4 separate regions of the Mus musculus genome follow, and all the other regions are linked to region 3. Evidence: chromatin loops called from intact Hi-C (ENCODE). Cell type or tissue: left cerebral cortex. All regions are shown on one strand. Links, peaks and the distances in the headings refer to the core of each region. The heading gives the core; the rest is flanking DNA. Region 1 overlaps Nme8 (NME/NM23 family member 8). Region 2 has its middle 48 kb from the start of Gm31887. Region 3 overlaps Gm31887 (a long non-coding RNA gene). Region 4 has its middle 35 kb from the start of Gm40827.

The links. Peaks named below come from ENCODE experiments on the same cell type or tissue, not always from the same donor. Only the 100,000 strongest peaks of a DNase experiment are listed, where the experiment ranks them.
Region 1: it touches region 3 in a loop (6-fold over the local background); 21 of 42 quality-filtered maps call a loop at or near these places.
Region 2: a loop joins it to region 3, with 2.8 times the contacts of the local background. A loop is called at or near these places in 6 of 42 quality-filtered maps.
Region 4: a loop joins it to region 3, with 5 times the contacts of the local background. A loop is called at or near these places in 9 of 42 quality-filtered maps.

What each region holds. Positions count from the first base shown.
Region 1 is chr13:19,680,562-19,688,608 of GRCm38, reverse strand. The region is part of intron 8 of Nme8 (NME/NM23 family member 8); the gene reads left to right. Among named protein-coding and RNA genes, the nearest start is that of Nme8, 13 kb to the left of the region's middle. In left cerebral cortex, for the core only: a CTCF peak has its summit at 4,443 (motif pointing right); DNase peaks (open chromatin) are centred at 4,443 and 5,164.
Region 2 is chr13:19,237,713-19,245,354 of GRCm38, reverse strand. It overlaps Tcrg and Trgv3. Among named protein-coding and RNA genes, the nearest start is that of Gm31887, 48 kb to the right of the region's middle. In left cerebral cortex, for the core only: no CTCF peak of the experiment used is centred there; a DNase peak (open chromatin) is centred at 5,420.
Region 3 is chr13:19,156,606-19,164,652 of GRCm38, reverse strand. The region is part of intron 3 of Gm31887 (a long non-coding RNA gene); the gene reads left to right. Among named protein-coding and RNA genes, the nearest start is that of Gm31887, 33 kb to the left of the region's middle. In left cerebral cortex, for the core only: no CTCF peak of the experiment used is centred there; a DNase peak (open chromatin) is centred at 3,872.
Region 4 is chr13:19,427,118-19,434,570 of GRCm38, reverse strand. No RefSeq gene overlaps it. Among named protein-coding and RNA genes, the nearest start is that of Gm40827, 35 kb to the right of the region's middle. In left cerebral cortex, for the core only: no CTCF peak of the experiment used is centred there; no DNase peak of the experiment used is centred there.

The DNA.
Region 1 (8,047 bases), core at 2,667-6,666, 520 kb before region 3:
ACACACACACACACACACACACACACACACACACACACACACACACACACACACACACGAGAGAGAGAGAGATTATAATATGCATTATATAGTAAAATTATAATACAATTATTTACAAAACAGAAAACCCCGTGATAACTATAGGATATAATTAGTGACTACTGCCTTTTTTCCAGTATCTCTGTTTGGTATCTTAAAGAGTACATTGTACTGATATTGTTTCTCCTGTTTGGTTGGGTTTCCTTTCTAATTTTCTTTTAGTAATAATGCAATAAGGTATTGCAGAGCTTTTGTGCATCCCACCAGCAGATCAATAAGACAAGGCGACTTTTATAGTTTGATATTTTAGGCCTTTCACTGGGGCAGACACTCAGATAGCTTATCTAGAATTATCTTAGCTTTTCCACCATGTGGCTAGCTCTCTACCTCTCTGATCTCCGTTGGTCTCCATTCCCTTCTGGATCTGCTTCCAATCTCTTCTGTCTTCTTGCCTCACCCGTGCCACTCTCTCTGCCCCCTACTTCCTGCCCAAAGCTCTTGCCTGTCAGTTCCTTATTGCAACTATTCAGAAATGAAATCATCTCTGCTACATCTCTAGACTGCCTTAGGAACGTGAGGAAGGACAATTACTTACCAAACAGAAAACCTGGTGATGGGCCATAGACACAAGACCAAAATCCTGCCAGCACTGCACTCTGTGTCAGTACAAGTTGAGTCATACATACAGTATATTATATAGTTAATATAACCTTAAATTTCTATCAATATGTAAAAATCAACGCGAATGTAAAATATTTGAGACTTACTGCTTTCTAGTCTGAAAGTAATTACAATAGCCCACCCTTGTTTTTCCTATCAAGGGAATACAATAATCAACCTTCTTATCCCCACTTCTTATTCTTTCATCCATCTAGATAGGAGACAAAGGATAGAGGGGAGACAGACAAGGAGACAAAGAAATCCCTGAAGCTCATCTCCTTTACTTTGTTTGTCCCTGACCAAGACTAATAACAACTTGTAACCAACTCCCCCTAAATAACAACTATCCACAGCCCATTATACAACCAAACACACCCACTCCACCACTCAAGAATGGGTACATCATGGCTCTTAAACTGATTCTTACTGTCTTGGATGGAAAAGTAACTTTCAGGGATCCTAAAAAAATTGGGACACTGACCAAGTCCTGGAATATCTAGGCTCTGTGAGATCATCTTGGACTCGGAAAATGCAGGGCTTAGGTGAAGTCCTGGCTGAAGCAGTCTATGAGGTGGTACCACCTGGGGCTAGCCACTTTGAAGGTGTCCTGGATGCAATTTTCGAGGAAACAGCAATTGAGGCAATCTGTAAAGCTGGACCACCCGGGCTACTTGTTTTGTCTTCATTGATGTCTGGTCTGGGTCTTCGGTGAACACACAAAGTTTTAAAATGAATATTGTAAGGATGTTTTTATATTAACACATGTATGGAATGTGCGGTGTGCACAAATCAGCTAGTGATGATTCTCTGCTCTGTGTCTGAGAGGGTGAAAGGCATCTGTCAGGCTCTATAAGTCTACGAGGTCTGAATAACCAAGCTGGAATGTACATCTCTATCCATGCCATGTGACAGGAGGCCATACAATGATAGTCTATGAGGAGCGGGAAACCAGAACAGATTTGTTGACTGATCCTGAAGCATTCACATCTCAGCTGGCCTCTGAGCTGTCCCCATGTAAGGGGAACAGCATTTGTGTCACTGTTCTATTGTTCTTCTTGGTCTCTTCTTCCACATCATCAGCCAAGATTTTCAGGATTTCTTCCATGGTCAAATCTAATCTTAATTAACTCTGAAGGAATTTCTATCTTTTTGATTCCTGTCAAAATAAAACGTTCTTCTCCTCAACACATCCTGACTTCCATTCTGAGACAAACACGTCCTTAAAGTCTAAAGGATGATTTAATTCATCAATGACTTTTCTGTAAATCTAGTTCATATCCCAGATAATTAATAAAATCTCTTGGTATTTTTTCAAGAACAATTTGTAATAACCAGCAGGGCAAAGTTTTCTGAACGTTGTCAAACAATTTTTTAAGGTATCTGCATCTGAATGGGCCAGTAAGATATCACCCATATAGTGATAATTTATAGATTAAGAAAACTGTTTAAAAATTGTTTCTAAGAGCTGTTGTACAAAATATTAACAACAGAAGGGACTCTTTAACATTCCTGAAGACCCTACATTGGTATCTCTTAGTTTATTTTTCATGATTAAATATGGCACAGTGAAAACAAATCTTTGCCTTATTTCATAATGGATATTGAGGAAAGGCAATGTTTAAATCAATTACTATAATAGGCCATAGGTAAAAAAGAATTAAGGGGCTCTAGGTGGTAAGAAACCCACAGGCCAAATTGCTTTATTGGTTGCTCTGAGATCTATCAGCATTCTCAATCTTCCAGATTTCTTTTCAATGACAAATATAAGAGAACTCCAAAGACTGCTAGACTCTTCTATATGTTGAGCCTCCAGCTTCTCTTCAACCAGATATTCTAGAGCCTGTAACATTTAAGGAATATACCCACACAAGCTTGTTAGATAACCATTTTAATGGTAAAGTAGTTGGTACTCTGTCAGCAGTGGCCTTCCATATAAATTCGGAGAGCCACCTTCTGCGGTGGACAGTCTGGATGGTCTGTAACTGGTTTTGATAATATTATTCAAAACCGTCATTAAGATCATCTCCTATTGGATGGCTTATCCCTGAAGTTGGAGGAATGCTAATCTGTGTTTCCCACTGCTGCAATAGATGCTCCTCTAAGCATTCATGGCCATGTCTACCACATATGGCCTCGACCTTCCTATCTGACCTTCTGGTCTTGTACATTTAATCCATGTTAGACAGTTGTTTTTCCTGAGTCACTGTCTCAATCAATAGGAGCTGTGTAGATACCTTTTGAGAGTTGGATTCCAAGAAACTTGTGGAATTATTATTATATCTGTTTTAGTATTCACTAGACCTTCCATCTCAATTTCATCTAATTGTAAATTCAACTTTGGTCTCTGATAATTTATAGTAATTTCTCAACATACCAGCTTTCTGGAATCTTTGGAATTTCTTGTTCTGTCTGTCAGAACTGCTCTATCTCTGTTAAATGCTGCTTGTCTTGTCAGGCATTATTTTTTCTAGTTGCTTTCTAGCACAGTCTCTCCTTGGTCAACATGGAATTAACTAGTGGCTTATGTTATTTTTTTGTCAGGGCCTGAACAAAATCCCTTAGGAAGATTTCCAACAATAAAGAGTTGCCTTGTAAACCTCTAGAAGGAGGTCTACTCCTTCCATATCTTTTACATATCCCAGGAAGCTTTCTCCCTGAATTTGCACTATAGAAAATTGTATCTTTAAGAAGTGTTTAGTGTTTAGTGTTTAGTTTAAGGTGAGATGGCTCAGCAGTTAAAAGTGCCGACTGCTCTTCCAAAGGTCTTTAGTTCAAATCCCAGCAACCACATGGTGGCTCACAACCATCAGTAAGGAAATCTGATGCCTTCTTCTGGAGTGTCTGAAGACAGCTACAGTGTACTTACATATAATAAATAAATAAATATTAAAAAAAAGAAGAAGTGTTTGTCTACAGTCCTTTAGCAAACAATCTGGTCTCCCATAGCCAAAGCACTGGACACCCTGAGCTCTCATACCCTCTACCTGTCCAATCATAACTGAATTGTAAGTATTGGATCCAACATTTACAGTACTTTTAACCCATTCATAAATAGGTAAAAATCTGGCCCTTTAGGGTATAATTTTCAGCTTTTTTTTACACTCAGAGCTAGAATTCTCAAAAGCTAAAAATTCCAGTAAAGTTTCTGTAGTATTTGGATATTGTATTGCTCTACTTACAGATGAATTTAATCTTTGTAAAAAGTCAGTAAAAGGTTCGTCTGAACCTTGGAATATCTTTGTAAATGATGCATATTGTTTTCCCTATTGTTCAACTGTGTCCCAAGCACTTAAAGCTACTATATGACATTGCTCCAAGTGATATCATTAAACATACTCTGCACTCTTAATTCAGCATATTGACCTTCACCTAGCACCTGATCCTTGACAATATTAATGCCTCTAGTCCAATTACATTTCTCAGTAGCTGAAGCCTCATCTTTCCACCATGTTAGTCATTGTAGTTGAGGGCTAGCTTTTAGATTGCTGACATTAAATCTGTCTGATCTTTTGGAATTATATGGCTTGCGTGGCCCAATTATTAAGTATCTGCTTCACATATGGAGAATGCATGCCATAGGCCATTGTTGCTTCTTTAAATCTTTTAGATATAGCACTATTATAGGCTTCTACCTAAATCCTTCATAGCCTTGTGGCTTTATCTCATCTGGAGCTATTTTCTTACTGTAACTAGAAAAATCATTGTAGGCTTTCTAATGGGCCTAGACTGCTATCTGCAATCATGCCACAAGGTGGTGGTGTAGGCTGTAGATTGGATTTTTCTGACCTATGAGAAAACTGGATTCTATAATTTTTGTTCTATTACCTTTAATCTAGCATTCCATCTCTTAGTCTTTTCCTCGTCAGAGTCTGCTTTATTTCCACCTTAGAGAGGATATAGAAAACTATAACTATTATTGAACAAGTTATAATCATTTCCAGGCTGAGAGTCAAAACAAAATTATATGAGGTCCAAAGTGCCTTAGTGTTTTCCATATTTTTAACACAAACATATTTTCTTGTTTAATCTCTGTAGCTCTCTCCTTTCTTCAGAGACTTCACCTTGTTATTAAATATTTTCTTGGACTGTTTATAGTCCATTTCTTTCCTTTCTTCAGAATCAAAACGATTCTACCTACTTTTTCTTTTGCTTCTTTTAAACTTAGTATTTATTTCCATATCTAAGTATCTCTAAATGCTCTCCTTTGCTAACTGCACATTTGTGCACACATTACCAGTTCAGAGGTCTGCTAGCATTTGCTGGAGTCGCTCTGAGTTTCAGAAAGGTGCTCCTTGCTTATGCTATCTAGATCTGATTTCAGGTCCCCGCTGGCCACCTTTGGCTCTGGAAAGCAGCAGCCAGCTCTTCTGCAGGCAGCATACTGCGACATGCCGGGAGACAGAACCCTACTGCAGCTAGCTTGCTGGCAGCTGTGGGTAAAGTTGCTTCACAGTCAGTGTGAGGTCTCTAGGAAACCATCCAACAATTGCTCCTCTATCTGGGGCCTCTCCTTTGTCTCCCTTGTCTGGAATTTTTGGCCTAATGCCTGAATCAAGTGCCTAAACTTGGATTTATGCCATACTTTGGTGTGCCAAATATTGTGGGACGTTCATGGATCCCACCTTGGTTCAATATGACACAGAGACTTTTATATAAAGTTTTAGGCCTTTCACTGGGGCTGACTCTCAGCTAGTTCGTCTAAACATATCTTAATTTTTTTGCTACGTGGCTAGCTTTTTACCTCTCTGCTCCACTTGGCTCTCTCTTCCCTTCTGTGTTTGTTGCAAATCTCTCATGTCTGCTTGCCTGCCATGCACCACTCTCCTCTGCCCTGAAGTCTCACAAGTACTTCCTGCCCAAGCTACTTTGCCATTAGCTCTTTATTACAACCAATGAGCAGCAAGACGGCCTCTAATACATCTCTGAATTGGCTTAGGCAGGCGTACTACAGAGCAATTGTGATCAAAACTGCATGGTACTGGTATAGTGACAGACAAGTAGACCAATGGAACAGAATTGAAGACCCAGAGATGAATCCACACACCTATGGTCACTTGATCTTTGACAAGGGAGCTAAAACCATCCAGTGGAAAAAAAGACAGCATTTTCAACAAATGGTGCTGGCACAACTGGCTGTTATCATGTAGAAGAATGCGAATTGATCCATTTCTATCTCCTTGTACTAAGGTCAAATCTAAGTGGATTAAGGAACTCCACATAAAACCAGAGACACTGAAACTTATAGAGGAGAAAGTAGGGAAAAGCCTTGAAGATATGGGTACAGGGGGAAAATTCCTGAATAGAACAGCAATGGCTTGTGCTGTAAGATCAAGAATCGATAAATGGGACCTCATAAAATTGCAAAGCTTCTGCAAAGCAAAAGACACCGTCAATAAGATAAAAAGGCCACCAACATATTGGGAAAGGATCTTTACCTATCCCAAATCGGATAGGGGACTAATATCCAATATATATAAAGAACTCAAGAAGGTGGACTCCAGAAAATCAAATAACCCCATTAAAAAATGGGGCTCAGAGCTGAACAAAGAATTCTCACCTGAGGAATACCGAATGGCAGAGAAGCACCTGAAAAAATGTTCAACATCCTTAATCATCAGGGAAATGCAAATCAAAACAACACTGAGATTCCACTTCACTCCAGTCAGAATGGCTAAGATCAAAAACTCAGGTGACAGCAGATGCTGGCGAGGATGTGGAGAAAGGGGAACACTCCTCCATTGTTGGTGGGATTGCAAGCTTGTACAACCACTCTGGAAATCAGTCTGGCGGTTCCTCAGAAAATTGGAAATAGTACTACCGGAGGATCCTGCAATACCTCTCCTGGGCATATATCCAGAAGATGTCCCAACCGGTAAGAAGAACACATGCTCCACTATGTTCATAGCAGCCTTATTTATAATAGCCAGAAGCTGGAAAGAACCCAGATGCCCCTCAACAGAGGAATGGATACAGAAAATGTGGTACATTTACACAATGGAATACTACTCAGCTATTAAAAAAATGAATTTATGAAATTCCTAGGCAAATGGATGGACCTGGAGGGTATCATCCTGAGTGAAGTAACCCAATCACAAAGGAACTCGCACAATATGTACTCACTGATAAGTAGATATTAGCCCAGTAACTTAGGATACCCAAGATATAAGATACAACTTGCCAAACGCATGAAATTCAAGAAGAACGAAGACCAAAGTGTGGACACTCTACCCTTTCTTAGAAATGGGAACAAAATACCCATAGAAGGAGTTACAGAGACAAAATTTGGAGCTGTGACGAAAGGATGGACCATCTAGTGATTGCCATATGCAGGGATCCATCCCATAATCAGCTTCCAAATGCTGACATCATTGCATACACTAGCAAGATTTTGCTGAAAGGACCCAGATATAGCTCTCTCTTGTGAGACTATGCCGGGGCCTAGCAAACACAGAAGTGGATGATCACAGTCAGCTATTGGATGGGTCACACGGCCCCTTATGGAGGAGCTAGAGAAATTACCCAAGGAGCTAAAGGGAACTGCAACCCTATAGGTGGAACAACAATATGAACTAACCAGTACCCGGGAGCTCTTGTCTTTAGCTGCATATGTATCAAAAGATGGCCTAGTCGGTCATCACTGCAAAGAGAGGCCCATTGGACTTGCAAACTTTATATTCCCCAGTACAGGGGAACACCAGGGCCAAAAAGGGGCAGTGGGTGGGTAGGGGATTGGGGGGGGGGTGGGTATGGGGGACCTTTGGGATAGCATTGAAAATGTAAACGAGGAAAATACCTAATTAAAAAAAAAAAAGAAAAGAAAGTGTCAGCCAAATAAATGTGGCCTTTAGCTATACTCAACTGATGCAGTAAACATGAAGTATACATGGCTTCAGATGCTATGCCAATATACTGTTTATAGTATACTTTTATAAGTAGATTTGTCACACAGAAAAACAATGTTAAAAGCATAGTGTAATAAACACATATTTCTTTAGTGCGGTCAAAAAAAAAAAAAAAAAAAAAAAAAAAAGAAGACCCGGCCATGGGCCATAGAAATAACAATATCAAAATCCTACCAGCACTACACTCTCTGTCAGTACAGAATTAACAGTACAAAACACAGAGACAAGCCTTCATACGAAGTAAAGAAAGGTGATACCAACAATGTTTCCCCTGGTTTCTTGGCAGGTTTGTCATCAGTGTAGAGCAACACTGCTGATTTTTATGTTGACTTTGCACACTATGTCTTCGATGAAATTTGTCAGCTCTTAATTTTCTGGTAGAGTACACAAGGTTGTTTAAGGTCACAGGGTCTTGCTATTTACATGGCTTCCTCCCTATTTGTATC
Region 2 (7,642 bases), core at 3,643-7,642, 78 kb before region 3:
GAGAAGTCGGATCACTCAGTCAAAGCATAGTAAATCTTAAGAAGCACAGGGATGCAACAAAAAGAAAAGAGCAAATCTATAAGTTAAGAGGTAGGAGAATGAGGAGAATTCTAGGGCAAAGACATGGAAATATCTTAAATAAAACCATAGAATAAAAGTTACCTATACTATGCATAGTCCCATGTTAAAAGTTACCACTCTTATTAAGACTAATAGTATCAGTAATAAAAAAAAAAAAAAAACTCCTTTCTTCTGATTTGCCTTCTCCTGACCTATCTCTGTGTCTCTCTCTGTCTGTCTCTGTGCCTCTCTGTGTCTGTCTCTCTGTCTCTCTCTCTGCCTGTCGGTCTCTATCTGCCTCTCCCTCTCTCTCCTCCTCCTCTGAAGTAGTGTTGCCCAGGCTACCCTCAATGTCATGCTCTTCCTGCTACAGCCTCCCAAAGGTGATCAGCACAACATCTACCTAAGGATACTTTCTGAAATCAGAATTTTTCTACACTAATTGCATGATTAGATTAATTATATGTATTATTCCAAAATATAACTCTAACTTTAATAGGTAAAAGGAGAGAAGAATTTTAGAGGGAACAATAAGTGTTCATTTTCCAGAATCATGGACTGAGTTTATAACAAATGCTATATTCCAACCTGGAAACAGCTTAATGATGTTTTTGTAGTAATCAATCAAAAGGAAGTCATGAATCATGGTACTTTTCAAATACTTTGGTAAATATATCTGGTAGATAGATTATAGCAAAATGGGGGAACCTCTACCAAAGGCATCAGGTAATATCTCACATCATGCTTAGCCTTTGGGTCAGTGCCAGCTAGTGGCCTGTTGACATATTCCAGAAGGATTTATCAATTAGTCATAAAAATGCCCATTAAACACAAACTAGGACAATTAAAAATGATTAACTGATTAAAGATCGTTCAGGATGATTTGGCATCAAGACCACAACACTGCAGTTCTTCACCATCATGGATGTTCTAACAGACAGCTCTCCTTTGGGAACTTCAGTCCACAGAAAGTAGATTCCAAGGACATGGGACAGGAACTTTTTCTTCATAACTTTTAGCATTTTGACACATTATTTCTTGGATGTGCTCAATCATCCCACTCTAAACTCAGAATAATCACTATTGTCAAAGATTGTTTCTTATATTGTTGTTTTGTGAGGTGCAGGGAGATTTCTTCCTTTTTTGTTAATTTATTATTTCATGCACTCATATAACATATTGTAGTCACACTAACTAGCCCCCATCTTTCTTACCCACCTCATCTGAAATCTCCCTCTTCCTCAGCAGTCAACAACTACAGCCTACCCTTTTATTTTTTGTTTTTTCTTTTGTTTTAATTTGTTCTGTGACCCACTGCATCCCCTCCCTGATGCTCTTGCTCTGAGTTCATGACTGTCCATGGAGATCACTAAAGTAAAAGCCATGAGTCCAGGGTGTGGACCAAGCTTTGTTACACTGACCTGCCTCCCAAAACCTGTACATTGGTCTCTAATATTCTCCCATTGAGCTGATTATTTAGTTAGCGATGCAATGGTCACTAGTTTTCTTCATTATAAACTACAAATTTTAACTATCGGGAGATCTCGTAATCTCTGAAAATCCCCAGTGTGTATAAAGGTACTGGGAAACTGTAGCAGTAAATATCCCTGTGGGCTTCCTGTCTCTCCTCATCTTTAACCCTGTCCTGACTTAATTCCAAGCCATTCAGTTACTGCAAAGCTCTGTGCATAGAATTAACAAAAGACCATATCACATTTTGAGCTCCCCGGCCTTTATTTGAATAGCTCTTAGATACCCTCACTGAGTTAGTGTGAAGGCTATTCTGTCTTTAGTTGGTAATCCATAGGACCTAAGACCTCACTGGGGAAATAGAACCCAGTATGTTCCCTGGAAGCCCAAAAAGTGCTGTGAGCAATGAAGGCTTTAGTAGCCCCTGGCTGAGAATCAAGTAGCTGTGTTTGCCAAGAGGATGTGGGTGGGCACAGATAGGGATGGTTCTTATGCAGGTTAGTCTAGAGGCTCTAATGTTGTGTTTATCCAGACTGCACAGTAGTAGGTGGCTTCATCTTCTTTCTTCAAGTAATTTATTTTCAAGGTTGAGGTAGAAGTTTGAAAATCTTTACTTGCTTCAATTTTCTTGTTCTTCCCTCCTAAGGGTTGTTGATTGTAGTTTGTCTCGACATATATTAGATACTCAAACTGTTGATTTGGTTTTTGCCGGTACCAATGTATAGCTGTGTTGGAGAAACATGGAAGAGAAACTATACAGGATATTTGCGCACTCTCATCTGTTGCTCTGGTGACCGATAATTCAGTTTGCTCCAGCTGCCCAAGCCCAACTGCAAGCAAAGGGAAAAGTTCTCATGAGCAAAGAAAACAGTATTTGAAGAAATGGAAATGAGGATGAGTTCACTGCCTCCTGCACCCAGAAATGTCCACTTACAAACCCAGAGGCAGCAGCAGGAGGTGAACATTCTCAGGAGCAGCATCGCAATGGTCGGGCTGCTTCACAGGGAGGCAGGAAGTGCTCTGCAGGCTGGCATTTCAGGTCACCAGCCAGAGGGTGGGGCTGTCCTGTTGTCTCAGGAAAACACAGAGTCCATAGATTCCCCCAGGGTTGGTCATGATCTGCTCCCGTTCTGAGCAGTTCTGGGGTTTCCTGCCTCACAGCAGAACGTTGGATGTGTCTGTAGGTTAAAGGTCTAGAGAGACATCTTTTGTATGTCTTCATTTGGGTTCAGAGTAGGGAGAGTGGCCCAGTCAGTTCTTCACTAAACTGTAACATAACTGTTACTTGGAGACTATGAAGAAATGCTGTTTTATATGCTCAAGAGAACTTTTCTCTTTGCTATATTCTCTCTGTCTTTTTTTTTTTCATTTGTTTGGATTTGTGTGTGTGTGTGTGTGTGTGTGTTTGTGTGTGTGTGTGTGTGTGTTTTTGTGTGTGTGTGTGTGTGTGTGTGATTTGTGATTGATTCAAGATCTACATACAAAGGCTGACTGTGATGTTCTGTACTAGGAGTTGCTATACTTTGCTGACACTCTGTGCACAAGCAAAAGGATAATTTTGTGTTTTCTTCTATCAAATGAAAAGTAAGTTTTGGCTTGGGTAATTACATTTTATTTCTAATAAAGGAACTTCAAAGAAATAAACTTAAATGAAATTGTTGACAGTCTTTTCAAAGTTTTGTCTCCTCGTGTATACAAGGTTAGAGCTTAAGTGTACACAGCTTGAGACAGCTATCATTAACATTCAATGATAGCATTAACACTCAAGTCTAAGGTGACCATTAGTGTGTCACAGCCATTGGGGATTTCTTAGGCATTTGACAAGCCTCATTACCTGCCTTGACTTAACCTTATCTGCAGCTGTTTGAAGTGGGTTCTGTGTTCTTCTCCCTTTGACAAGTGGAGACAGAGGAAAAGAAAAGTAAAATTCAACACCATTCAATAACACAGAACTCTTAAGTGTAATGATCCAGATAAGGAAAAAAAATAGTCCATGGAGATACCGGACATTTACATTTTCTTCAACTTTTACTCTACTTATTTATGGACTGAAGTATAGTTCCACTCATGTCACCCACACGTACTGTGCATGGGCCCCTAAGGAAAAGAAATCAGCTTGTCAAAGAGATATTAGATCCTGCATGGTTTTTGCAGCAGGACTCACATGAGCCAAGCTTTGGATCAGCTTTGTTATCTATCCACGGATGAATGGATGAAGAAAGCATGAGGTGTGGGTGAGAATATGTGCGCACATGTATGGGTGCAGTTGGATATTATTTACCTGTCAGAAAGGAGCAAATAGTATTATTTGTAACAATAATACTAATATGGAAAGATAACCATGTTGCATGAAATCAGTGAGGCACAGAAAGTGGTGTATGTCACTTATTTTCATTACTGTTATAAGAGGCATTCACATCTTATTTTTGTATGGATGCTTGATAATTGGTGTCAGATATGTAGAGAATAAAATAATGACTGAGAAAGGAATGGGGACAGTGTGGTTGGAGGAGCAAGGCCCAGTTAGGCATTGGGAGTAATGTCTAAAGTTCCTCAGCAGACTGGAAAGACTGTGGACAGCTACTCCAATTCTCTGAGTCAGTTAAAGTACCATCCCTCTGGATCAGCGATAGCTCAGTTGGCAGACTGCTTGCTCAGCTCTGGGTGTGATGCCCAGCACCACATACACATCTGTTAGCAAACATGTATCCCAGACCTTGAGAAGTGAACATAAAAGGATCAGATGTTCAATGTCATCCTGAGATCAATACCAGCTTCAAGGCCAGCTGGGACTATATCAAAGTAAAGTAAAACAAAATAAATGCCCCATTTTACCCTATAAATATTACTATATACAGATGATATGTGTTGGTTACACAACCACATATTTTACATGTTAAAAATTCTGGAAACTTCTTAATTTTATGGTTTACTTAGTGAAAAATGGTTTTGTTGAAAAAGAAGGAATAAGATCCTTTGTTATGCTGGTGGAGAAGGTGCCAGGATGTCTGGAGCCTGAAACGGGGCCTGTCTCAGAAGCTATTTCGCTTCTGTAGTCCTCACTCTCTCCTGCCTACTTACTTTCATTTATCTGTTCTGAGACAAAGCCTTACTCTGGTGCCTGGGCTGGTCTCCATTCTATTCTCAAGATATATCCTTGTTTCAGTCCTCTAAGATGTACAGTCTATAAGCCTGTGTAACTATGTGGCTGACTTATTACTATTGTGATGATGATGATGATGATGATGATGATGATGATGATGATGATGATTGAGAGTGCTAGTTGTGCTTCAGAGTTGTATTATTCCCAAGGATTGGATGAAATGAGCCACTGATGAAGGCCTGGCCTGTGGGCAACAGGCACAGGTGTTCAGGAGATGCCAGCTGATTTGCAGATGACAGGAAACTTATGTAGAGGACACAAAAATGCCTGTGCAAGTGGCTGTTTTATGTGTGTCCCTCCCCCCCCCCCCCACTGCTTCCTTATCCTCCTGCTCCTGTGAAGGAGCCACTACACTGGGTATGACTTTCTATTCTTTGAGTGAACGACATGAAGGTGGCAAAGAGAGTGTGTGCTGCTCTTGCAGAAGACTGGAGTTGGGCTATAGCTCAGCACTGACAGCTTACAACTGCCTGGAAGTCCAACTCCAGGGGATTCTGACCCTTTCTGGCCTCTGCAGACTCCTGCAATCCAAAGTGCATGTGCCCACACAGCGAAACACAAGTTATGTTTAGTCATTTACACATAACTAAATGTATGTACTAGTAACTAGCATGTACACACAGCTAAAAGTAAAACGAATCTTTTAAAAGAAGAATTGAAAATGAAGTGAATAAGAATGAGATATCTGGAGCAGGAGTTCTGCCTCCATCTTCATTGTCTCGGCTCTGGGATCTCTCAGTGAGAAGCAGTGTAGAACATGCCTCCCACATCCTAGAAAGCTGCCCACACCACTCCGGATAGGAAGGTACTAACAGTCAAAGAGAATAGTGTCTGATAAGGATGAGGTGAAAAGAAGCCTTCTGCCCTGTTGGTGGTAATAGGAATTGGTGAAGCCCTTATAGAAATCATAGTGGAGAGACCTCAGGCAGTCAGGAGTAGACCTGCCAAGAGACACCGCTGCTAATTTCCCAAGTGGAAAACCAAAGAAAATTAAATGACTTTTGAGTTTGCCAAGGTATGTGTGCTCTCTCATGTTCTATGAGCATTTACCCCATCAGAGAGGATGTTATAACCTCATAATTCTGTATTTGGATGAATGAGTAAAGGTAGTGCAACACACACACACACACACACACACACACACACACACACACGGAATATGCGGAAGAAGAAAATGACTCTTCTCTTTCAGCACATATTGATTTCCAAGTGTTCCTCAGTGAGGACAGGGCTCTTGTGCCCTGCCCTCATTTCATCTAATCCTTGGGAATTATACAATTCTGCAGCACCGATAGAATTCTCATTCCACAGTTCACCACTTGGGCTCTTTTTACTCCATACATGAGATTTCTTATAACCTTTGAGTTGAGGTAGAGTTAGGTGAAACCCTGAAGTTCCCTGACCATTTAGCCTGTATAAATGTGCAAGTTCCAGGCTGAGGAGAGGACTCATCTCAAAAATCAAGATGGGTGGTGCCTAAAGATCAGCAGTCATGATTGTCCTCAGAGCCACAATGGTACATGTGTGGATGCACGTGTGGATCTGTCTACATGAGAACACACGCATTAAAAAAATATTCAACATCCTTAATCATCAGGGAAATGCAAATCAAAACAACCCTGAGATTCCACCTCACACCAGGCAGAATGGCTAAGATCAAAAATTCAGGTGACAGCAGATGCTGGCGTGGATGTGGAGAAAGAGGAACACTCCTCCATTGTTGGTGGGATTGCAGGCTTGTACAACCACTCTGGAAATCAGTCTGGCGGTTCCTCAGAAAATTGGACATAGTACTACCGGAGGATCCAGCAATACCACTCCTGGGCATATATCCAGAAGATGCCCCAACTGGTAAGAAGGACACATGCTCCACTATGTTCATAGCAACCTTATTTATAATAGCCAGAACCTGGAAAGAACCCAGATGCCCCTCAACTGAGGAATGGATACAGAAAATGTGGTACATCTACACAATGGAGTACTACTCAGCTATTAAAAGAATGAATTTATGAAATTCCTAACCAAATGGATGGACCTGGAGGGCATCATCCTGAGTGAGGTAACACATTCACAAAGGAACTCACACAATATGTACTCACTGATAAGTGGATATTAGCCTAAAACCTAGGATACCCAAGATATAAGATACAATTTCCTAAACACATGAAACTCAAGAAAAATGAAGACTGAAGTGTGGACACTATGCCCCTCCTTAGAAATGGGAACAAAACACCCTTGGAAGGAGTTACAGAGACATAGTTTGGAGCTGAGATGAAAGGATGGTCCATGTAGAGACTTCCATATCCAGGGATCCACCCCATAATCAGCATCCAAACGCTGACACCATTGCATACCCTAGCAAGATTTTTATCGAAAGGACCCAGATGTAGCTGTCTCTTGTGAGACTATGCCGGGGCCTAGCAAACACAGAAGTGGATGCTCACAGTCAGCTAATGGATGGATCACAGGGCTCCCAATGGAGGAGCTAGAGAAAGTAGCCAAGGAGCTAAAGGGATCTGCAACTCTATAGGCGGAAAAACATTATGAACTAACCAGTACCCCAGAGCTCTTGACTCCAGCTGCATATGTATCAACAGATGGCCTAGTCGGCCATCACTGGAAAGAGAGGCCCATTGGACACGCAAACTTTATATGCCCCAGTACAGGGGAACGCCAGGGCCAAAAAGGGGGAGTGGGTGGGTAGGGGATTGGGGGTGGGTGGGTATGGGAGACTTTTGGTATAGCATTGGAAATGTAAATGAGCTAAATACCTAATAAAAATGGAAAAAAAATAAGCAAATAACTAAAACTAAAAGAAAGGCAGTGCGTATTCCCAACCTTCCTGCACCACATAGCAAACCTCTCTGTTGCTTTATATATACATGATATACACAGAGCATCAGATAATAACACACATACAGCACAATGACAAACACTTTGATATTGAAG
Region 3 (8,047 bases), core at 1,393-5,392:
AGCCTGTGTTATGTCAGAAATCCTGGGGGGTGTCAACCTGCCTCTGGATGTGGGCAGAGTGTGTGGAGAGCCAGAGCACAGGGTCTACTCTTGAGATCCTAAGTTTGTCAGAATTCTGGTGGGGCAGGGTTGTGGAGATTTCTCTGGATGTGTGTGGGTATGGGGAATATTGAAACATAGGCTCCACTCCCAGGCATAGGTGCAAACCAGAAGGAACATGTCTGCTAATGGGATTTTTTAAAATCATGATTAAATCAACACATGATAAGTGTAACACATTTACAACCAGAAGTATTTATTTTTGTCATTTATTATTATTGGCATTATTGTTATAGTTATGTTTATATAAAAACCTCAGATATCCACATATACAAACCCTAACCCTAACCCTAACTTAGCAAATAGTTCCAAGAAAGGATGATGGCAGATGGCATCTAGAATAATGAAACTTGATTATTATCTCTCACTTTGAAAATCAACTTCAAATGGATCAAGGACCCACTATAAGATTAAAGCTTTGAACTTCAGAGCAAAAAGTAGAGAATACATTTCAAGATAAAGACACCAGTAGGGACTATTCAATGTTAATTGAGTGAAGAGGTAACCTGCACAATGAGAATAATTTTTTGCCACCTACATGTCAGACAGAGGATTTACAACAAGAATATATGAAGGACAAAAATGTTCGTCCAAAATGGCAGAGCAATGACCAGTATGGCAAAATACCTCATGATAAAGTGGTGGTGTTCATGCCCTGGTGGTGCCAACAACTTTAATTGGACTTAAGACCCACTCAACAAGAGAGAAATCATGCCAGGTACTAGAAATGCAGCCAGCTACACAGAGGTAGTGAAGTCCTGTATCTTGGAGGAGAAGCACAATTACCATTTCACTAAACCAGCATAATCCCTAAACATATTATAATTACTTGTCTTTATACCCACAGATAAATGCAGTCTCCACCTCTCATCAAGGAAATGTCTCTTTGCAACAGAGAACAATATGGAAAGCCATAACCAGTCAAACTGCAGGATAATCGAGTCTATCCCAGTGAATACATATAGAAAATAGTACATATCTATGGCTCAGGGATCAGTGTAGAAGAGGGAGTGGGAAGATTGTCAGAGCCAGAAGAATGGAAAGATTGTGTCTCTTAGAAATTTCAGAAGCCACTCCCATAAAGTCTTATCTCGAGGAGCTGAAGAAGGACAGCAGCAAGAGGCCTCAATCCTACACAACTGTTTTAGGCAACTAAGGAATCTGAGAGTTGGGGAAGAACTCACTAATGGTTATCCAGCACCAAATAGCCATTCCTGAAAATGGACATATAGGTAGCATTATATAGATTTAGTAGATTACATTTAGGAATATATGTGTATACACAATGGTCAATTAGAAAAGAGGTCATACATTTGAGAGAGAAAGGAGGAGGCATAAGGGAGTGTTTGGAAAGAAGAAAGAAAAAGGGGAAATTAAAAATACAAATACTAAATATAGCTATTTTAGTAAAATATATAAAATATAATTTACATTAAATTTCTTTCAATACTTATTTTTAGCTATCAACAGGGTGGGGTGGAGCACCTGGAAGTAATAACAATCCTGTAGTCATGCTTGCTTCTAGCATTTACACTGAAATATTCAAAAAAATATTTCTCACTAAAACTTCTAACAGTTAGAAATGAGCCACTCTGAGACTGGGACACCAGTGTACAAGACAAAACTAGAGCATCTAGTTACCTGAGATCAAAGAAGCCCTCAGACCACTGAGATCATGCCAAAGGCATAGATGCCAACTGCATTGGCTTCTACTTTCCTTCTTGTCAACTCTTCCTTCTTCAGAATCTTCAGATTCAAGACTTCTTCTAAATTGGTGCAACAGAAATTGTCATTTTGGTCTGTGAATTTTCAGTTTGTATAACTAGGCTTAAGCACATCTTTTATTTTATTTTATTTTATTTTATTTTATTTTATTTTTGGTTTTTTCAAGACAGGGTTTCTCTGTATAGCCCTGGCTGTCCTGAAACTCACTCTGTAGACCAGACTGGCCTTGGACTCAGAAATCCGCCTGCCTCTGCCTCCCAAGTGCTGGGATTAAAGGTGTGCACCACCACGCCCGGCTAAGCACATCTTTATTAAACGAAATAAAAGCCATTACCATTAACACGGTTTTGCTAATGAGAAATAAATGCTTATTTCTGTAGTGTAACAGTCTGTCCTTTAGAACTGATGGGCTGAAAACCCTCCTTGCATCTTGCTGGTTATGGAGCCACTTTACTGACCGAATGTCTAGACGGTTGAGGAAGTGGTTGCTGGTTGTTTAGAAGTCAGGAGAGTGTGGCAGGATGTGGCAATTGTAATTCTGTTCTTTCAGCGTTTGAAGCATTGGCTGTGCAATGGGTATTTTTTAGTGGTGCTGTGCAGAATTGGGCCCTTTCTGTTGACTGATGCTGCCTGTAGGCACCGAGGTTTTCTGTGCATCTAATTGGCTTGCTGAGTATACATTTTGCTTGTGATTATTTTACAGGGATTCAGACCGGACCACCAGCAGACCGTTAAATGGTGACCCTGACCTCCTTTTGGTTCAAGTCTGGCTTAAGGAAATAGATATGGCTTCAAAATAGATGTCTTCTGCCTTTCCCGGTAATTGTGCAGGCCATATATCAACAGACCCGAATCCCTGTCATTATAGAATTGCAACAAGTGCAGGTTATAGCAAACGCATCAATTTCCTATTTCTATTTCAACCCCTATGAGATGCTCCCTAGCAATGGTACAGAAATTAGTCTATTTACCATGATTTATTATAATTACTGCATTCCCCATGGTTTCCTGACTTGTAAGTAGGTGTCTGATCTCCCTGTATTATGTTTTAGGCACAGTGAGGCCATTAATGTTTGTAGCTATCTCCTGGGACCACAATACATCAGGATTAAGAGCACTCACCACGGAGTCTGAAACATCACAGACATTTAGTATGTTTGTACAGGGGGGAGGGGGGTGCCATCAAAATATACTTTAGGATTATATTAGGAGATTATAAGGGTGTCAGTGGAGCTAAATTGTGTGTTATCACTATAGAAGATTAAAAGAAACTAGCATTAATAGACTTTTTATCCTGCCAGCCTGGGATAGGTCATGGACAGCAACAGTGACTCTAAAACCATTACTGACCTAGAAGGCTGAATCAGGAGTTAATAGCAGAGGAGACAGGGCTCCGAGGAGGTAAACAGACGATGCTTGTCCATGTCCATGTGCCTGTGCAGCTCTTACAACCTGCAGGTTCTCAGGCTGCAGAAGTATCTCTCACCAATGTTGGGAGTCTGGGCTAGGCGCCATGTCCAGGGAAACTGAGTGTATCCTGGACACATATGTGCATGAAGATGTCAGGAAGCTTCCAAGGACCGGCGTCAGCCTGGCCCGGGGGGGGGGGTGGGGGCAGTTCTGAGGAAGGGCTGTCTGGGAACAGCGGTGGGGAGGGGGGAGGGAAGGACTTGTGTCCAATCTGGCAGCCTATGTTCTGCTGGAGATAGCTTTCCAGCTCTCTTTCTCTTTGTTCTGCTTTCTTTCCCTCTGATCTGATTTCTCTGGAGACCTCCAGACTTTCTCTCTGTGTTCTGCTTGAGACAGTTCTCTAATCAGGTCTCTCTTGCTATCCTAAAATATTCTCTGGATAGCTCGTCTCCTGCAGGCCATAAGCCCAGTCTTTTTACTTTACGTATCAGTCCCGTTATTTACTTCAGTATCCCATGAATCAGCATCTCGTGATCCCAGCCCCTTAATTCCTCGGAGACAGTAAGCACATATTCTCTTTAAACATTGCAAAAGAATTCAGAGGTTTGCTTGCCTGGTAAGCACAGATGGTGAGCTAGCTGCGTGGGACCTTGTCCTGAAATTACCATTTCTACCACACCTGAGCCTAACTGTGCTGTGTCCTAGGCTGACCCTGAACGCAGGAATCTGCCTGGCTTTGTATCTTTCTGAGAAGCAGGCTCATTACTGTGGCTGCCTTTGCTCCTTTAGATTCATGAAGCCCCTCATATAGTTCATATTGCATCCTTATTCTTTGCATAATTGATAAATTATATATTTTTGAATTCATGTTTTTAGAGTTCTTTTCCACAGCCTTAAGGGCTGTCCTGAAGGTCCCAGTATATACCATTATTTGCTGAGACATTAACCACACCTTTTTGCAGATTATCATGTAGTCATTAACATTAACAGAGAGGTCATTCCTATGAAATGTGTAATATGGACATAGTGTGAAATGTGTACATTATTATACAATCAAACCTTAGGCCCAGGGCAGCCATCAACACTCTTGGAGGCTGACATCCACTGGCCCCGTCGCAGGGACAGGAACCCTGTCATTTTGTCCTTCGAAGGTCATGTTGGATCCAGCAAAAAAAGCCATCAGTTCTGATCAAACCCTGCCTCAGGTACACGACTGTCTGTCACACTACACAGCCAGCCTGAGGGGCTCATCTAGAAAGCACAACCGAAGTATGATCCATGCACACAGTACAGTGGGCAGAGGGACTTCTCAAGATGAAACTCCTGGGAGGGCACCTTTAGAGCACCTGGCTGGGAACCTACAACTTTGAACAGCTTAGCGTTGAAAAGGGCGGGATGACCAGTCAAGCCAAGTGTGTCTTTGGGAAGGTCACTGTCACAGGCAATAATAACTTTTTCCTCGTGTGTCCCACTGTGATGTGCAGAGAACTGCAACAACACATTAGTGGGGAAATAGATAGGTTAGTTTTAAGGGCAATTTAAAATTTTATAACCTTTTAATCTTAATAATAATTCTTCAAGGGAGATAAAAACTGCATTTGACGGGCAGGAGAATTGGAATTTAGGAAGCCTTACCTGCTTAAGGTCACTTTAGACACGAGGAGGCGTGGACTAAACAAGCCCGGAAAGTCCCCAGCAGAAGCCACTGCCACGTCAGGAACTTTGTGTAGACAAAACATCTATCCCAGAGTAGACAGTGAAAGGGAATAATGTGAAGAAAAGTTCAGAAGCTAAAAGAATCACACTCAGATGTCACTAAAGGATGCAGGGTGTTTTCCTGTCATTTAGCAAACTATGGGGACAGAAAAACATGGAAGACATTTTCCCCAGCACTTCAATCGTTAATGGAGCTTTTTAAAAAGTTAATTCTTGATGTATTAAATGATAACAAACACCTCGTAGGACATATTTATCCTTTTCCTACGAAGAGTAGGGTATGTACCACTTGTTTCAATTTTTTCTGATGAAATTCCAGCTTAGAAAAATGAAGGAAGTCATTTATGTCCTATAGCTCTCAGAGAGTACACTAAGAACTTGAAAGGGGGCCGGGAGAGATGACTCGGTGGTAAATCGCTCGCCACACATGAGTTTGATCCTCAGCACCCCAGTGAAGCCGGGTGCAGCATGTGTTGTACCCAAAACTTCAGCTCTGACACAGCAAGAGCGGAGGCAGAGACGGAGTCTTCAAACGCTTGGAGGCCGGTTTGCCTGGTGTACGCGAAGGGGAGCAACAAAGGGACTTCTCAAACAAGGTGGAAGGATCAACACTCAAGGTTGTCATTGACTTGCCGCACATTGTGGCAAGCATGTGTCCATGCTCTCACACACAAACATGCACAGGCATACAAACTCACAAAGTCATCACATGCATATCACACGCGCGCGTGCACACGGGTACACACACACGCACACACACCAAATTTAAAACATTAAAAACAAAAAAGAATTTGAAGGAGCCACTTGGTTCACTGAGCCTGTGCTCTGAGCAAACTACTTGGCAGGTTATGACTCAGAATTTATTATCTTTGCTAGAATGTCACATTTCAAACAAGGAAACGGGATGGTGATTTTACTAAGTCTTCAACTGAATGCTTCCTCCTTAAAAGATAGTTTCCTTTATTTTTCCACTGTTTTCTATCGCCCTCTTCTGGCCATGATCAGTATAGCAACACACTGCGTTGTTATTTTGAGGTTCCAGAAAATGGCAAGTTCTACAGCAGACCTCAGTAAGGACTGGAAAAGGCTGAGAAGCAAGGCAGGTCCCAATCCTCCCTTGGTGCATGCCATGGGCTCAGTTGAGACAGTCCCCTTTGCAATCTCTACTTTGCGAACTTCAAAAGTGAGAGAAGTGGCTGATGAGTTGGTTTTCTTCTAAATTTAGTATTTTGTGACTCTGGTTTGAATTGATGGTCCATACACTGAGGAAAAAGGTGTGTTGAGATGAAAAGGGGAATAGTTTTAATTTTAATTTTGATTCAACAATAATGTATATTGCTTTTATCCTCTTGATTAGACAGTGAGTAGGATTGTTAAGAAAATGGAATGTCTGGATAAATGGTGGTCTAGCTACCTAGCCTGGTCTCTGCTTAAGGTAGACAATCCCTGCAGACTTGGTTTAGACCAATAGAACGGCAATGCTCAAACTGGCCCAAGGAAAGATCAGACTCTTGAGCTTTGCGGTGGTAACCCGAATGCCTGTGGACATACTCAGACCCACCCACGAATATACACAGACACAACTGGAGAAGCTGAGGCACGCTGACTCTTACTAGTGTTTGGTTCAAGCCTGCCTAGAAACTGAACAAGAAGATCTCTCACGAAAAATGTGGAACTCGCTTGGGATATTCAGAATGGGTCATGTGTTGGCACCGTCTTGGGAATTCAACCTTGTTTACCATTTTAAACACTTTAATGATCCAGTTTTAAGAGTCTCAGCTGAGACTCACAGCATCCTGTAACTGGACATGGAGGTTGCCTATGACGAGTAAGATCTTGTCTTCTAAAAGCAAGTCTTTATCATTTCTCTCATGTTCATACGACTGAGCTATGAAAATCTCTGGTCATTGCCCAAATCCAGTGCTCTTAACTGTTACCGTTCCAGGTTGCTTCAAACATCTTAGAAAAGAGAAAGGAGACAAATCCCCAAGATGAGTGTGCAGTGGTCAGGGTCACCTAAGTGGTCCTTGATAGCTACTGGATACAGACTTTCCCTGAGAAAGGAGAAAGTCGTGTTTTCTACAAAGAAAAAAGAACAATTCCTTTCTCCCTGGTCTCAGTCTGTGAGCTGCGTCCACTCTCTGTGGCTGAGGTTTACGGGTGGTCTAAGTGTCAAGACTTAATGATAAGGCGGGGGGGAAGGGGGCACACCTGAGGGTCCAGCTATTTGGGAGGCTGAGGTAGGAGGATGTTAATTCCAAGGCCTGCCTGGCTTTGACACTGAGTTTAAGTCAACCACACGCAACTTAAGATTCCACAAAATATCATGTGTGTTCTTTTGTGATAGGGTTACTTCACTCACGATGATATACTCCAGATCCATCCATTTGCCTATGAATTTCATAAATTCATTGTTTTTAATAGCTGAGTAGTACTCCATTGTGTAAATGTACCACATTTTCTGTATCCATTCCTCTGTTGAGGGGCATCTGGGTTCTTTCCAGCTTCTGGCTATTATAAATAAGGCTGCTATGAACATAGTGGAGCATGTGTCCTTGTTACAAAGTTGAAACATCTTCTGAGTTTATGCCTAGGGGTGGTATTTCTGGGTCCTCAGGTAGTACTATGTCCAACTTTCTGAGGAACCATCAAATTGATTTCCAGAGTGGTTGTACCAGCTTGTAATCCCACCAGCAATGGAGGAGTGTACCTCTTTCTCCACATCCTCACCAGCATTTGCTGTCACCTGAGTTTTTTATCTTAGCCACTCTGACTGGTGTGAGGTGGTATCTCAGGGTTGTTTTGATTTGCATTTCCCTGATGACTAAGGATGTTGAACTCACTGATAAGTGGATATTAGCCCAGAAGCCCAGAAGCTTGGAATACCCAAGATACAATTCACAAACCACATGAAACTCAAGAGAAAGGAAGACCACAGTGTGAATACCTTTATCCATCTTAGAAGGGGTAAACAAAACACCCACAGAAGGAGTTACAGAGATAAAGTGTGGAGTTGAGACTGAAGAAATGACCATCTAGAGACTGACTCACCTGGGAATCCATCCCATTTACAGTCACCAACCCCGGACACTGTTGT
Region 4 (7,453 bases), core at 1-4,000, 270 kb before region 3:
TTCCAATTTAGAAAAAAAAAAAGATTACTTTCAAAGTTTATTCCCATTCTATAGCCTTAAGCAGAGATTTGAGATGACAAGAATGAATAAAGTGCTAAGTATCTTTACTTAGTACCATTTAGCACTGAGTACCACGAAACAGACAGAATGAAAATGGCCATGACTAATAGTTAAATTTGCCCTAGACATATAGTATCACAGAAATAAAGATAGTACTCAACTGTTCAGAGAGATAAATTTGAAAAGTCAATCATAGTTGAAATGAACTATGTGTGCCAACTCAGTCTCTGCCACCTATCTCCAAATCTTGTTATTATTTCTCAAAAGCCCCAACCCTACCTATGCCCTGTGTTGGAGCTAGAACATCGGGCTTGTGAACATCAGTGTTATCCAATTATAAATAATCACACCCAACTTCTGAACACAGGCAAAACATGGCCTTCACCAACTAGGAACATCCAACAACTTCCGGAAGTGGAATTGACACACATTCTGCCAATCCATTCTGGAGCACTGGCCCTCGAGGAACACTTTCTGTTACCGTAGTATTAAGTTTCATATAAGTTAAGACAACTGACTCGAAGGACCCATTTATCACTATGGGTGTTGCTAAGTGATTCTTTTTACAACAGTGTAGAGCACATTGTGAAGAAAAATGATAAAGATTACATTTGCAGATGAATCTTAGAGACTTTCAAACGCTTTTTTGTTTCCTTTGTCCTTTTAATGAGCAAAGTTCATTGCCTAGCACTTTAGCCTTCTCACCTGTTAGGGAAAGTGAAAAGAGTTTCACCACTCCAGGGTTTCCTGTGCTTTATTAGAAAGAAAAGAACATCATCTTCCCAAGCCACTCACCCCCGCAGCCAGCATGTTACACTTCCAGGGCATCACTTCAGAATGCTTGGTCAGAGGGAAGGAAGGAAGGCTGTTGACACCGTGGCTGTTCTTTGTGGTTTGGAGGCAATCCGAGGGTCAGAATGTGCTGTCGTACTTCGATTCTCACAGAGTATGGTGGGATCCCGAGCTCCAGGCTGCTGCGGATGAAAATGGAGACCTCTTTGCTGTGGCTGCGGAGTGACATGCAGCATGGTGTCATTTCATCAGAATTCAGTCTTGCGACCAGAGTGTTTATTACAGAATGCAGTGAAGCAGAACAGAACCACAGGCCATCATGAAGCCTCTCCTATCTTTTGTAATTAGTTTGAGGAAACCATTTTCCTTCAGGGAAGGGAAGAAAAAAAAACCCTCATGTATCCTCTAGTGCTCACTCTACTCAGTAGCTCTGTCTCACAGAGTGAACTTCTCACCAGCTGTAGAAAAATATCTAACAGAGAAGAGAACCAGATAAATACATATTCTGCAGACTATTGCTTAGAGGTCTACTTAGAATGACAGATACCATTGAGTTTGAGGTCTGGAGAAGGGCATATAAGTAAGGATGCTTTAGGACCACAGGTTAAAATACCTGAGCAAGGCTATTTTTTTGGAGTTAGAAGAGTGCTGAAAGAATTCAATACATTTATAACTAATGTATGTAGGCAAAGATTCTAAAAGTTTATCACTAGCTTGTCGATCAGTCTCTGTCTCCACCCCCATTTTTGGTTTGGATTCATCAAAGCCAATTTTGTACTTCTATCCTCTATTTTGGCATGATTTAAGGTACAGGGAGGAATATTCAACTTGCCTTTTTTTTTTTTCTTTTTTAGTGTTCCTTTGTTTAAAAAATTCAGTTGCCTAGAACTTCTCTTCCTTCGTTGCTTGAGGTGGTCATGCAGCTGGAAGGTTGTGGGATAAATCAAAGCAAGCTGATATCCTTTCTAAATCATGAAACATTTACATTTGACTGATCAGAAAGCTTCTCTTCCTAAATGTCTTCAGCTCTTGGTTGAGCAGCAGCATTTGGAAACAGTAATTTGTAGATTATCTCATTCTATCAGACAGCTCAATTCACCTTAACTATGTTGAGGGATTGGAAAGATTAAAAACTAGGACTTTTAAAAACATCACACTTAGAATACAGCAATATTCTAAACTATCAAAGTAAAGGACAGGGTAGTTCATGGTGGTATTGGTTGAACTTCACTAGCATAGGCCAAAATGAAAAGTTGCTTAGATGGGCGATGAGCCTCGCAGGCAAATGGATGGAACTAGAAAATATCATCCTGTGTGAGATAACACAATCAGCCCTACTTAGAAGAGGGAACAAAATAATTATGGGAGGTAGAGGGTGGGAGGGACTTGGGAGGAAGAGAGAAGGAAAAGAGGAAGAAAATGGGGCAGGATCAGGTGTGGGAGGAGACAGGGGAAATGTACATAGTGTTGGGTAAATGAACAGAGGTGTGTAACAATGGGGGATGGGGAACTGGGGATAGCGAACAGAAAGTCCCAGACGCCAGGAAAGAAAGAGACTTCCAGAACCCAACAAGGATGAAACTAGCTGAAATACCCAACAAAGGGGAGCGAGCACCTGTGGAGATCATATCCAGAGGTATGACACAGCCCCCAGTTAAGGGATGGGGCCAACCACCCTTCTCAAAATTTTAACCCAGAATTGCTCCTGTCTAAAGGAAATACAGGGACAAAGAGTGGAGCAGAGACTGAAGGAAAGGCCATCCAGAGACTGCCTTACCTGGGGATCCATCCCATATGCAGCCACCAAACCCAGTCACTATTACAGATGCCAGGAAGTGCGGGCTGACAGGAGCCTGATATGGATGTCTACTGAGAGCCTCTGACAGAGCCTTACTGATACAGATGAGGATGCTCGTAGCCAACCATTGAACTGAGCACGGGGACCCCAATGGAGGAGCTACGGGAAGGACTGAAGGAGCTGAGGGGGTCTGCAACCCCATAGGAAGAACAACAATATCAACTAATCAGACTCCCCTCCCCTGACCAGAGCTCCCAGGGACTAAACCACCAACCAAAAAATGGAGGGACCCATGGCTCCAGCTGCATATATAGCAAAGAATGACCTTATCTGACATCAATGGGAGGGAAGGCTCTTGACCTGTGAAGGTTTGATGCCCCAGCTTAGGAATGCTATGTCGATGATGCAGGAGTGGGTGGATTGGTAGGGGAGCACCCTCATAGAAGTAGGGAGAGGAGTTGGAATAGGGGATTTTCAGAGGAGAAACTGGGAAGGGGGATAACATTTGAAATGTAAATAAATAAAATAACCAATAATTTTTTAAAAAGAGCCTTTTATTCTCCTCCCAAAGGTCGGAGAATCGGTCCCCTATGAAGAAGTAGGAAAGCTGGAGTGATATGAAGCAATCAAGAGCACAGCATGTAGAGGCAGCTTCTAATCTGACAGGATTAAGGAAGTCTTCAAAGATAATGGATATTTAACTACAAAGCAACAAACCTAGTGTGCTCTGGTTCCTGTGGGAGCTGTAGGTAGTAATGCTTAGGGGTACAAAGGAAAATCAAATTAAATGCTAACAATCTGTGCTGGGAGAAGAAGAAATCATAAATCTACTCTTTCCATTTTCCAAAAACTGTTTCTATGACGCTTCCATTTGCATACTTTGCCGATTTGGCAAAGCCGTGGTTATCCACAGTCGTTAATGAGAACAGCCCAAGAGTTTCACTTTTCCATAGTGTTTCAAAACCTCCAGCCTAAGTCATCCTGTCTCTGACCATCTTTAAACATTACACTTAGTATCAGATTATTCCATCACATAGCATTTTATTAAAAAGTATTGAAATAAATGTGCAATGGAAACTCCTGCGGTACAAACACCTTGAAAACAGCCCTGCTGGTGGTAGCTTGCGATCCTTATCTGTTGGGTGATGTTTGAGGGAAGTTTACATGTTGGCTTTACCCATTCTTCTATGTAGTCAGCACTTTCCAAGATCTAATTAATAGTTACTTTGAACCAAATTCTCCTTAAATGCTAAGGAAAATGGGATGGGAATTAGAAAAACTGTTGAGTCAGTAGCCCTGCTCTCCATTCTGCTGTTATTGATCTGGGTCACTGATGAAGACGCAGTTGGGTGTGATTGAAACCCTTTTGCGGGCCTTTTCCCTCTCTCATTGAGCTGAAAGGGCAGCCTGGTTAATGTAGGCCTCAAAAATGTGTGTTGGTTCTAAAATCACAGACTGTGAAGCCCTCTACCCTCTCCATGACCTCCCAACCTTCCATTTCTCAGAGGATCATCTTCCTTTTGGCTCTGCCTTTATTGCAGAGAAACGTTTTGTTGCTCCTCTTCCAACCTCTGACTCACTGCAGAAGTCCCTTTACCCACCTGGGCCCCCGGAATTGGTCTCCTTTCCCACCAGAGCCTCTAGCTGCTTCTGTTCCACCCTCCCACCTGCTCATTCTGGATGCTGCTTGCTCTTTTCAGAAAAGTAGTGGTGCACTTTTGTCCTCTGCTTCCCCGGGACAAAGCCCTGCTAGAAGACATATGACTTTGTGAAAGGGGAAACCAAATCTGGGAGTATCCACTTTGTGAAGCCACTGGTCTTTCCCAATGACACTTTTATGTTTGAGCAGTAAGTGCTTCCTTCCGGCCATGGAGGAGCTTTCTATATCTGGACTCTTTCAGATGCTTGCTGACAGGGGCCTGATATAGCTGTCTCCTGAGAGGCTCTGCCACAGCCTAACCAATACAGTTGTGGAGACTCACAGCCACCACAGAACTGAGCACAGGGACCCCAATGGAGTAGTTAGGGGAAGGAGTGAAGGAGCTGAAGGGACCTTATCGGCATCAATGAGAAGAGAGGCCCTTGGTCCTGTAAAGGCTTGGTACCCCAGTGTAGAAGAATGCTAGGGCTGTGTGTAGAGAGTGGGCAGTTGGGTAGGGGAGCACCCTCATAGAAGCAGGGTAAGGGGGGTTAGGATAGGGTGTTTGCAGAGGGGAAACCAAGAAAGGGAATAACATTTGAAATGTAAATAAATAAAATTACATTTAAAAAAAACGAAAAATTCACATTGGCAAGATAGGATATATGGCATGTTTTTGCTGTTTAAACCGTTTATATAGTATTAATACCCCTAAAATAGATTTGTGTGTTGCTGAAACTTAACTTTCTCATTTCATAGAATGATGTTCTCATTATTTAGAGGTGTTATGTGTGGTAGTTGCTTGAAACAATGTATGTGGGGAGAAGACACTATTAAGCAAACACATCAAAGGAGAAAGGTGAGGATGACGTCATTGTAAAGTGTTCTTAGGACCTGGATGTACGGAACTGTGACTTTCCTCACCTTCCAGTGCACACTGTTTCCATACAAGGATGTCACTGTTTCATTCGGAAATCCTGTCACAGTATTGTGGACAATTTTGTATGTTCCTTCTAGTGCTTGTTAAGAATGGATCTGTCCACGTAGCCTAGGTTAGACTTGAGCTTGCTCTTCTGTGTTAGCCTAACCAAGGGCTAGAATTAAAGGCATGTACCGCCGCTGAATTTTACTTATTACTTTCAACAGAGAGGATGCTGTGTCCTACATTCTCTATGTACAATCTCAATCTAATGCCTGCAGGGTTAGTTTTCAAGACATTAAGATAAACATTTGTTTTCAGAGGGGAAAACTAGGAAAGGGGATAACATTTGAAATGTAAATAAAGAAAATATCTAATAAAAATTTTTAAAATTTTTTAAAAAAGAAAAACATTTGTAAGATTTCTTTTTTTAAAAAAAGATTATTTATTTCTTGGAGATTCTGTTTTTGAACTACAACATGAATTTGCAAGATTTTCATCTCCACATGGTGTCAGAATTTGCTGTCCTTAGAAATTATCTTAATTTGGATCCTGGATAAAATGTATATTATGTATACTGTAAAAAGTGCTTAGCTTTCCCTCAGCTATACACACATCTACAAAACAGGTTCTCATGCTCCTCTCTGCAATAGTCATATGGTGTACTTCCATAAGATTCATAACAACACCTTAAAAAAGAGCAGTCCTTCCCTTTATGTAAAAATTAGGTTATTCCTTTGCATATGGCTCATATTCTTCTTTTAAAATAGGAATGCACAATAACTTAGAAGCAACAGCCATTCTAATTTAATTAAGGATGCAAACTCAATGAGTAGTTATATAGAACAGAAGCTGGGCTAGAGAGAAACTTGGAATTTTGAATCAGAAACTCAAGACGCCAGATGAGCATACATGCCAGAACCAATTTGTTTATTCTAGGGAGAGATTGCAAATGCATGTTACAGTGTTTATAAGCTGAATGACTCTAGTGTTTACAAACTCCCTTGACTATGACGCTCCTTCGGGGCATCTTTAAAAGATGGGAGGTGTTCAGAAGCCCTCTCCGTGAGTGTATGGGAGCCAGAGCAGAACTCTGTGCTTCATCTGGTGCCTCTGGTGGTTCTTACGGCCAGGCAAGTATAGGAAAGGGAACATCAGATGAACTGTCTGTTTTGCTGACTTAGAGAAAGTGTATATATGCAAGCTAACCACAAAAAAAAATTACATTTTTTCTAAGTTATAGCATAACCAAATCCAATCACTGCTTTCTCAGAGTTAGCAGTGGGAAGGAGCCTGCAGGTCTAAAAAATTAATTTCAGTGAAGATCATTTGGCCACACAGCCTTCTGCGGCAGGGTTGTATTTCTAGGTTAATTTATGTAGCAATTCCTTAATTTCCTCCCTCACTGTTTCTCAGTAGTGTATCAGGAATACTGCCATTCCTTAACTAACACTAAAGCAGAAACCAAGAACAAAAGAGCTTTTTGCAAAAGATCAGCTTGTCTCACAAAGAAGAAAGATTTGTGCTCACTTCTCCCTCTTCATTCTGGGACTTTCCTGGTTTGAACTTGTAGAGAGGTCTTGTGGATGCTGGCACAGCCTCTGTAGTTCATATGCACATCAGTCCATGGTGCCTAAAAGAAGATAACAATAAAACCATCCCCACAGGCTGGAGAGATGCCTCAGAGGTTGAGAGCAAGGACTGCTCTTCCAGAGGTCCTGAATTCAATTTCCAGCAACCACAGGGGCTACCATGGACAATGATGTCTGGTGCTCTCTTCTGGCCTTCATACATATATGCAGGCAGAATACTGTGTACATAGTAAATACATAAATAAATAAATAAATCTTTTTTTTTTAAATTCCCAATGACATTGTTATACTGTGGGGCTGAGCCCTCAACAAAGGAGCTTGTTTTTGAAGAGTATAGTAATGTACTCAGAGCCTCTCAATGAACAACAAGCAGAGAGTGAGAGACTGTGGAGCACTCAGGCCTAAGGGGGTCCTTGGTATCACACCCCTCCCCTCCAGGCTCAGGGAACTATGAAGAAGATGAGTTGGAAAGACTGTAGGAGCCTGAGGTGGTAGGAAACTCCAAGGAATGGCACTTTCTGGAAAGGAGTGTTTTTTCAAAGTATAAGCCTGGAGGTGGAGACAGTTTACTATCCAAGCAAGGATGGCATAGTACCACTCTCTTCCGAGTGTGTAGGTGACTCCTGGAAGTAGTAATGGGACTTCAAGCATGG